2 separate regions of the Homo sapiens genome follow, and region 2 is linked to region 1. A link is a contact called in ENCODE Hi-C or POLR2A ChIA-PET data. All regions are on one chromosome and are shown on one strand. The core of a region is the stretch at or near the end of the contact, and the rest is flanking DNA. Distances in the headings are between cores, read along the strand shown.

Region 1 (4,913 bases), core at 1,400-3,899:
GCTCTTTGCTGCCCCGGGGAAGCTCACAGGGTAGGGCTTCTGAGTGCAGTCTTGGTGGATGGATCAGGGAGTCCAACCATGGCTGTGTCCTCTGCTCCCGCTTTACCAGGAACACTCATGTTTGGGTTCCCCTGAACTCAGTCTCTACCTCTTAACTTGTTCTGAATGGGGAGGGGAAGGATATGACACCTTCAGAAACCCCAAAAGTCATGAAGGCGGTAAGGGAGGCCCAAGAGTCCAGCTTACCGCTGTGGGGGCCCAGTCCTGGCCGTACACAAAGCAGTACTTGCAGTAGAGGTCATCATACTCTGGAAACTGAAAAAAGCACAGACAGATTCTGTCGACTGGTATTCATGCTGAGGCCAATGCATTTGCTAGGCAGGTGCAGCCAAGGGGAATTCTGAACGTGAGACACCTGGGAGTGGGTCTAAGAGACGGCTGGAGATGTGTTCAGAGGAGAGGCTGAGGACCAAGAAGCGGGAGTCCACGGGAGACTCCCAGGTGCCACGGCCCCTGGCTTTTGCTCAGGCTCTGCCTTGTCTGATTTGTCCTTCCTACTTCATCCGGAAAACTCCTGCTCACCCTTCAAAACTTACCCTTCAGGGAGCCTGCTCTAACTCTCAAGCTGGTTTAAGGTCTCCTCTTGGCTCCCTTAGCCCCGTGCTTCCCTCCATAAAAGCAATGATTGCCTGTGTCTAAGTCTGTCAGTTCCTCTAGACCATGAGTAGAGAAGAGATTTAATGCCTTTCTGTGTCCCCACTGCCTGGCACAGGGCTGGGCACAGATAAGGTCTAAGGCAGGGGTCCTCAACCAGTCCGTGGCCTGTTAGGAACGGGTCCACACAGCAAGAGGTGAGGAGCAGGCGAGCAAGCAAAGCTTCAACTGTATTTACAGCTGCTCCCCATTGCTCGCATGACCACGGGAGCTCCACCTCCTTGTCAGATCAGTGGCGGCATTAGATTCTCATAGGAGCACGAACCCTACTGTGAACTGCACATGTGGGGGATCTAGGTTGCATGTTCCTTATGAGAATCTAACGCATGATGATCTGTCACTGTCTCCCATCACACCCAGATGGGACCATCTAGTTGCAGGAAAGCAAACTCAGGGCTCCCACTGATTCTACATTATGGTGAGTTGTATAATTATTTCATTATTATTTACAAGGTAATAATAGAAATAAAGTGCACAATAAATGTAATGTCCCCAAATCATCCCAAAACCATCCCTCGCCACCTGGTTTTCCACAAAACCAGTCCCTGGTGCCAAAAAGGTTGAGGACCACTGGTGTAAGGGAATGGTGCTGAAGTGAAAGGTCTGAGAACCCAGGAAGCCATCATATGCAAGGCTGGAGCTGAGGCCCTGAAAAGAGGGAGGTGCTGAGAGCAGAGCAGGGAGGAACAGTGTGACTGTCAGTGTGTGTGTGGCGGGGGGGTCGCTGATGCTGAGAGCACAGACACATGTGACTCAGCCCAGCCGAGAGCCCCTAATAGGAAAGGACAGGAGAGTGGGGAAAGACGGTCTTAGGCACTAGGCTAAGGCAGAGGCGGACAGGGTGGGAGCATGGAGTAGTATCCCTGATGAAATAGGAAGGCAGGAGACACCTACAAAGCATCAGGCCCTGTCAGAGCCTTACCCAAACCGTCTCAGTCAATCCTCACAATAATATTATAAAATAATAATAAACACCACCTCCAACAGCCTGGAAGGACAGTGTAGTGAAGCTTTGAGGTCAGATAGGCGTGGGTTCAATTCCCAGACAGGCCAGTTCCTTTGGTATATTTCCCCAGCTGTAAAATGGGGGTGTTAGTAGTGCCTATCTGGTAAGGCTGTAAGGGTGGACCAGTGCGGAGCACCGACTTTGGGACATATTGAGGACTTGGTGAGCGTTGGTTTATATTTACAATAAATGATTCCTCTAAAGTGTAGGGGGATGGGGAATAGCGTCCCTCGGGCCTAGCAGGCACACCTTCCTTGGGTCAATTCCAGGCCACCACCATTGTTGGATGGTTGGATTCGAACCCGAGTTCAAGGATCTGGGGATTCAGAACGCGGGACAGTAACTCCACACGGGACACAGCGCAAATGCTGGAAACTCGGCCAAGCCTCGGCTCCTCGCGTTAACCCCAGGAGGCTCCTGCCAGTGATCCAAGCAAGTGGGCATGACCCGTGCGAGGGCCCACAGGCTTGCCCGAGTGTGACCTCGGTACTAGCTCAACATCTCGAGGTCTGCTTCTATTCCTGCACATCGGGACTCAGGATCCGGGCAACCTCGCGCCAAGCTCTCCAATGCTGGCTCCCCTCCCCCGCCTAACCGAGAGGCTCAGAGGAATGACGTGGCTCTCCGGGGGCCACAGGGCAGCCCGGGGGGTTGCGGGAAGGGCCCCGGGGGACGCTGGGGGGCGGGCCCCGGCGGGGTCCACGGCCGCTCACCTGGGCGCTCTCCACCTGCCCGTTGACCATGAGTAGAAAGACGCTAGGACTCGCGGTCGCCATGGCAGGTCTGGGGGTGCCGGGGGGACCCACCTAGGCCGCGCGCGGTTGCTAAGAGACGCCGGCGTTGCCCTAGAAACAGACGGCGTAGCGCGCAGGACACGTTTCTTGGCAGCGACACCTTCGCGAAGGCCACGCGAGTGCGCGTGTGGCATGCGCAGGCGCAGTGAACGGGCGCCGTTATAAGGGGGCGGGGCACAAGGGGCGGGGATCCACGCCGAGGCTCCACCCCTCCTTAGGGCAGGTATGACCGAGAGCTGGGGCGGGAGCGTTGACCTGTCGGGTAAAGCCAGCCCTACCGCTCGACTCAGTTGCACGCGCAGGGAGTGTGTGTTCACTCTGACTCGGCCCGGCTCCCCGTCCCCGCCGAAGCGCAGAGGCGAATGAGAGCTGAGTCCTGGGGAGCAGCGCTCCGACTCACGCCCTCAGCAAGCCGAGTGTTTAAAATACATTCAGCCACTAGATGTCGCTGTGGCCCCACCGCGAGGACGCGGAGGGAGGCGCTGCAGAGCACGGGCGACGTGACCACAGCTGTCGGGGCTAACTCTGGAATGCCGGGTGCTCGGAGGAGCCTCCCCAGCTGGGGCCAAGCAGCGTCCAAGCAGGTGAAAAGGATGCGCCCCTGTGGCTTGGAGACGCTTGCCCTCGAAAAAGTTTATTAAACAAACTTGGGAGGGACCTCAAGAATCCTTACATCCAAGCCATCGCTCTTTAGTTCGAAGCTGGGGAAACTGAGGCCCGCAGCGGGCGGCGCCTGGCACCCCAATCAGCCAGCGCTCAGGGGAGTTGCTAGCCAAAATCCACGAATCTGTCAAGATACAGTCTTGTATCTTAGTGGCCTGTCACAGAGTAAGCACTTGGTAACTACTAACTTGTTGATAAATGAATAATTGAAGACATCTCCATTTTACAGAGGAGGAAACAGATTCAGATGGCAAAGGCAGGTAAGTAGCTAAGTCAGGATTCAAACCCAGGACTCCAGAGGCTAACAACCCTCACTGCCTCTGTCTTGTCCTGGGCCAGCCCCAACAGCATCTGTTGGCAGAGGTGTCAAAGGAGACGTTGGAGACATTATCTTGGATCCAGGAAATGAAGGGATTCACAGGTGTGTAGACTCCCGGGAGGCCAGGCTCCGAGCAGGGACCCCAGGTCATCACATTCTGCAGCTTCTAGCTTGGGAGCAGACTAGGGGAGTCCCATCAACCATCTGCACGAGGGAGGGAAGGAGCAGTCTCAGCCCAGCCTGCACCCACTGAACCACCCCCTGCCTAGTGAGCAAAGATATTTGATCAGGGGAGGGAGGCAGCGGGTAACCAGTTCACACATCTGACAAGAGCAGCTGGGGGAGGGGATGGGTGGGCTGGTGGCCCAAGTGCTGCACCCAGAGCCCAAGACAGGGCCCATTTCCCCTCCTGGAGAGGGGGTCATACTCCCTTCTTCCCCCGCTCTGTCCATCTCTTTCCAGTTAAAGTGCTTTCTCCCACACATTCTATCAGTCTCACCCAATTATTTCCTCCCTTTGGCCTTTGAGGCTCGGTGTTGCACACAAGTTAGTTTTCAGCAAAATGCTTGTAGTTATCGAATAACTGGGGGCTCCCAGTAGTTTAAGACCTGGCTATACCAAAGGTGGCCCCACATTCAAATAGGACATAATGGGGGAGTCTCCCCAAGGGGTGGGAAGTTCTAGGGTGGCCTTCAGGGGTACAAATAAGCCCGACCCCTGGGTGTTGGGGAATGGAAGACTCCAGGATAGGATGGGAGGGTGACCAGGCCTAACTTTAACAAGTCTAGTGGCATTAGAAGCGACTTTAGGAGAGGGGTCTCAGGGGCTTGCATAGGGGCTTGCATAGGGCCTGCTGGAATCCTTACCACCAGTTCAAGGGCCCAGTGGAGAGCCTGGTGTACTAGAAGTCCTTGGGCAGGCTGTCCTTCAGGTCAGGACAGTCAGGTTGGAGGAGAAGGTAGTTTCTGCAGATGCTGACACACAGCGATCTCAGCAGGACACTCTGCAGCTCTTGGGGTGGGATGTAGGGATCTGCAATGGGGTGGGGCAGACCCTCAGCCCAGCTGACATCCAGCCGATCTGCACCAGTCCAGCCATGCTGGTTGTTAACATATATTGCTGAGCTTCCCTGCCTGTGCCTGTGCCAAGTCTCTCCACCCCCAGATGCCTTCCTGGGCTCCTAGACATTCCTCGCTCCCACCTCACTCTTAGTACAGCTCTGTCCTCTGGTACACTCCCACGCAGTCCCCTCAGGGAAGCTTCCAGCACATTGGGCAGGCGGGGCTGTCAGCCATTGGGCAGGGGTGAGGCTGGAAGCTGGCTTGAGCAGAGCAGGTGTCAGCGCCAGCCCTCTTCCCTGCATGCCTATGGCCATGGTGCTGCCGGGCAGCTGGCCAGAGCCCCTGCAGGGTCCCAA
Region 2 (4,913 bases), core at 811-3,310, 510 kb after region 1:
AACAGAAAAAAATTTACAAGCGCGAAGGTGTTTTTGGCAAATAAATGTACGGCATTGGGGAAAAATGGAATTATTTTCAATAATTGGAAAGTGATTTCATAAATTATAGTGCAATATGCCAAGATCCTACAACACAACTTCTAAAAATAACAAATATGAAGTCCACATGGTAACTAACATTAAATGAAAAAAGAACAGTTCACAACCACTTCAAAGTTATGGACAAATGTAGAAATAAACTTGGAAGGTGATACAGTTAATTGAAAAGTTATTTGTTAGCTTGGAAGGATTACACCGTGCTTGAGTTCTAAATTATTTTCCTAATAAATGAAAAGTAGGCCGGGAGCCGTGGCTCACACCTGTAATCCCAGCACTTTGGGAGGCTGAGGCGGGCAGATCGGATCACCTGAGGTCAGGAGTTCAAGACCACACTGGCCAACGTGGTGAAACCCCATCTCTACTAAAAATACAAAAAAAAAAAAATTAGGCGGGCGTGGTGGCGGGCACCTGTAATCCCAGCTACTCAGGAGGCTGAGGCAGGAGAATCGCTTGAGCCCGGGAGGCAGCGGTTGCAGTGAGCGGAGATCTCGCCACGGCACTCCAGCCTCGGCGACAAAGCGAGACTCTGTCTCAAAAATAAATAAATAAATAAATAAGAAAAGTAGCATTACTTCATCCGATAAGCAACAAAGTCAGCCCACTTTTAACACGCCCCTTGGGCAACAATCAGAACTGCCACACCCTTTAAGATTATTTCCACTCCCGATATGCCTTTCCAAATTCTTTAGATTCTAAAACCTCGTGTAACTGTACTTGCGAAACAGCAAAGGCTTAAAACAATTTTTTTAAGGCTTAAAGGTGATTTCATGTTCAAGGTGATTGAAAATGAATTGTCCAACCACCTTTCTCACCCGGAGCTCGTCTATCTGACTCCGGGGGGGAAAACGGTACGGGGGCTCTTCGGGGTGCAGGGGACCAGTGCTGGGAAAGGTGACACCTCCCAGGCTGCGAAAGCCTGAGGCTAATGGGACATCCGCCCATTTTCCGCTGGGTCTGTAATTATCAACCTCAAAAGTGACCAGCCCTGGGCACGGGGAAAAAAACCAAAGGTCCATTCACGCCCAACCCTCGAGTCTGCACGGTGCAGTACCGTCTATTTTGGGTCCAGGGTAACCTGGGTGCAAACGCTCCTGCGGGCGGACCGCGGGGTGGGCCCCGGGCACACAGGAGGATCAGCAGCAGCCGGTCGGTAGGCGGAGCGCTGCCAGAGGCTTGGGCCTCACAACAACCCTCACAGGACCAAAACAAACGGCGAGACGGGCTGCGCGCACAATAGCATACCCGGGCGGCTAGCCGAGTCGGGGGTCTCGGCTCGCGGCTGCGCCAAGTTTCAGAACCACCTAGCCCCGTGCCTGCCGCCCGGGGCCCGGCCTCGCCCCGGCCGGCGCTCACCTGGCGGTGCCGCCCCCGGAAGACCACGGCGAAGGCCCCGTGTCCCACGAGATCCCTCTTGCTGTACTCGAAGTCACCCACCACCTCCATGGCCGCGCCCCCGGGGCACACAGCGGACGGGCGGGCGGCGCAGTGCGGCGCAGGTATCAGCACCGCGGCTCCGCGGGCCCGGAGCGCGCCAGCGTGCGGCGGGTCTGGGGCAGCCGCAGCCCCGGGCCCGGGCGGACTCTCATGCCGAGAGACCGGAGCGGAAACTGGGGAAGCTGCCGCGCGGAGCCAGGGTCAGCGAGGCCCGGCCCGGCCCCTGCCGCTCATGGCCCGGCCTGCCGCCGGCCGCTGGCTGTCTGGCGAAGCGGCCTCGGCGCTGCCGGGCCAGGGGTGCCGTCACCGTCACTGTGCGCGCCCAGAGCCGCACACGCGCTCTGAGGCAGTGAGGGGCCCGGTACTCTCCATCCCCAGCTCGTCGGGCCTCCTCGGCCCTCCCCGCTCGGGGCGCTGCTGCGACGGCGACGGCCGCCGCCCTAGAACCCGCACCGCCGCGGCCCCGCGCTTCCCCGCCTCGCGGCGGCGCCCAACGCCCTCGCGCGCGCTACCCGCTCCCGCGCGACTGGCTGCCCTCCGCGACGTCCGCGCGCCTTGAAGGCCGCAGCGCCAGCCGGCTCCCTCCGCCGGGGAAAGGAGTGCGGCCAGGGCTTGGCGCCCGCAGCTGGGCAGATCCTCGGCCGCTCCTGAGGCGGGGACGAAGGGCGCGACCCGCTGCGGCCACAGCGGGTTACGGGCTGCGGGCTCCGTTCTGGGCCTGGGGAGCAGATTCGAGCCGACCACGCCCCGGGCTCCAGGCCGCTGGGAGGCGGACTTCAGAGAAGCGGGTCTTGAACCCCAGCTGCAGGCAGGACGGGATTATCTGCGCAGGGTAGACCCCCAGATTCCTGCCAGAGCAAAGGAGCAACTGCTACTCCAGGCTTTGCCCGCGCTCTGGAAAACCAGAGTTCACGCTGCCAAACTGCCAGCCTTCGGACGCCTCTCGGGGTTTACTCGCTTAGGATCCCTAGAGGGACGGTGACAGGCGGGATTCTGCACCTTTTGGGGGTCCCTTGACTGCGAGAAGCTGGTGACAGCTCAGGGCCCTCTTCGCAGAGAATCGTTTCTGCACACCGACTCAGAATCGCACACGTTTTCAAGGTTCTCCTGGGAGCTCCTAGTGTCAGGCTAGTTTGACCTCGGGCTTACTTCACATGGCCGAAGGGAGCTTTCTTTTCTACCTGATTGTTAAAGCTGTCCAAGTGACAAGGAACAGATTGTCAGGTTTCCCGCAAAGAAGTGTCTTATGAAACCATTTAATAAACAATATGCTTGAAACTACCATGGAATACGCAGGCTCCACACTTGAGTGTGTGTTCGGTTGTATAGGGTATGTGCTTTTGGGGTCTGTCACCACCTCGACTGCCACTGCCTGTCCCTGCAAGCTGATCTCTGAACCATGACAGAGTCAGCTCCAGGATTCTGAGAGAACGCTCCTTCCTCACACGCTCAAAACGTAGGGCCTTGAGTTTCTGCTTCTGCTACTGTGCACGCTTACGTTATCCTGTCCTTACTTACATCTGGCCCAGGTGGTTGTGTTAGACACTGAAAATCTGGAGCCTTCAAAAGTTGACAGCAACTTAAGCAAGTTTGCACATACACCCAAAAATGGATGGAGATGATTCCTTACCTCACTGAAAGATTCTCTACAGTCTATTTTTTTGTTTACTTTTTTTTTTTTTTTTTTTTTTGAGACAGAATCTTACTCTGTCACCCAGGCTGGAGTGCGGTAGCACAATCTTGGTTCACTGCAACCTCTGCCTCCCAAGTGCAAGTGATTCTGCTGCCTGAGCCTCCCAAGCAGCTAGAATTACAGGCACGCACCACCACGCCCAGCTAATTTTTGTATCTTAGTAGAGATGGGGTTTCACCATGTTGGCCAGGCTGGTCTCAAACTCCCAACTTCAAGGGATCAGCCTGTCTCGGCCTCTCAAAGTGCTGGGATTACAGGCGTGAGCCACCACGCCCGGCCTGTTTTTTGTTTTGAGACAGAGTCTTGCTCTGTTGCCCAGGCTGGAGTGCAATGGCATGATCTCGGCCCACTGCAGCCTCCGCCTCCTGGGTTCAAGTGATTCTCCTGCCTCAGCCTCCCAAGTATCTGGGATTGCAGACCTGCACCACCATGCCCGGCTAATTTTTTTTTTTTTAGTAGAGGTGGGGTTTCACCATGTTGGCTAGGCTGGTCTCAAAACTCCCAACTTCAAGCGATCCGCCCACTTCGGCCTCCCAAAGTGCTGGGATTATAGGTGTGAGCCACCTCACCTAGCCACATGAAGGTTTTTTGTTTGTTTGTTTGTTTGTTTTGAGACGGAGTCTTGCTCTGTCGCCCAGACTGGAGTGCAGTGGCACGATCTCAGCTCACTGCAAGCTCTGCCTCCCGGGTTCACGCCATTCTCCTGCCTCAGCCTCCGGAGTAACTGGGACTACAGGCACCCGCCACCACGCCCGGTTAATTTTTTGTATGTTTTTAGTAGAGACGGGGTTTCACCGTGTTAGCCAGGACAGTCTCCATCTCCTGACCTCGTGATCCGCCCACCTCGGCCTACCAAAGTGCTGGGATTACAGGCGTGAGCCACTGCGCCCGGCCACATGAAGGTATTTTTCAGAAACCTCCAATAGGCCCTTCGTTTGGACATGCGTGTCCTGTATTCACAGGCCAAACATGGGCCCCATGGACATATCCATTTGAAAAGCAAAATGTGCAGGATTTCTGACCTCAAGAGTCAGAAAAGAAGTGGGGGCAGGAGGCAGGGGGTGCTTTGCTAAAAAATGTTTAGTTAGGACTATGTTGGTAGCAAATAGCAAACGTCAAATGTGATAAAGTGAAAAATAAAGAATGTAGATAAAGATACAGGTGTGCTTCTCAGAGTTCAAAGTTGGGCTTCAAAAGCAAACTACCCGCAGAACCAGGATCTCAAAGAGAACTGCCTTCCGTCTGTGCCCCTGCTTTGTTCTCTTGCCTGAGATCTCCTACATGGTGGCAATGGCAGCCCCAGTCTCCAAACCAAATTTTTTTTTTTTTTGAGACGAAGTCTTGCTCTGTCGCCCAGGGTGGAGTACAGTGTTACGATCTCGGCTCACCGCAACCTCCGCCTTCCAGGTTCAAGCGATTCTCCTGCCTCAGCCTCCCAAGTAGCTGGGATTACAGTTGCGTGCCACTGCACCTAGCTAAAATTTTTTTTGCTTTTTTAGTAGAGGCGGGGTTTCACCATGTTGGCCAGGCTGATCTTGAACCCCTGACCTTAGGTAACCCGCCTGCCTCGGCCTCCCAAAGTGCTAAGATTACAGGCGTGAGCCACTGGGCCCAGCCACCAAATTCTTAAGGAGGGGATTCTGATCAACCTAACTTCAGCTGGGTGCTGGGCCCTGAACAATCATCG

What was found. A loop is a pair of places that touch in the nucleus more often than their neighbours do. ChIA-PET counts read pairs that join two places held with the same protein, here RNA polymerase II (POLR2A). Pooled maps may share reads with other maps.
Region 2: a map of naive thymus-derived CD4-positive, alpha-beta T cell shows a loop between it and region 1 (6-fold over the local background). The contact joins the promoter of ULK2 here to the promoter of B9D1 in region 1. A Hi-C loop is called at or near these places in 1 of 168 maps with a recorded cell type or tissue (naive thymus-derived CD4-positive, alpha-beta T cell) and 8 of 50 pooled maps. POLR2A ChIA-PET finds 5 or more read pairs at or near these places in 2 of 52 experiments (activated CD8-positive, alpha-beta memory T cell and activated naive CD4-positive, alpha-beta T cell).

Annotation. Positions count from the first base shown.
Region 1 is chr17:19,360,074-19,364,986 of GRCh38, forward strand. It overlaps B9D1 (B9 domain containing 1), which reads right to left and starts at 2,650. Exons shown (of 7, transcript NM_015681.6): 1 at 2,434-2,650; 2 at 247-315. The coding sequence starts at 2,496. It overlaps LOC105371573 (a long non-coding RNA gene), which reads left to right and starts at 2,704. Exons shown (of 3, transcript XR_934302.4): 1 at 2,704-3,098; 2 at 3,407-3,437. RefSeq lists enhancers at 2,110-2,249, 2,709-3,493, 3,050-3,119 and a silencer at 2,290-2,559.
Region 2 is chr17:19,865,876-19,870,788 of GRCh38, forward strand. ULK2 (unc-51 like autophagy activating kinase 2) reads right to left here and starts at 2,061. Exons shown (of 27, transcript NM_014683.4): 1 at 1,453-2,061. The coding sequence starts at 1,542. RefSeq lists an enhancer at 1,178-1,686 and silencers at 1,265-1,444, 1,525-2,114.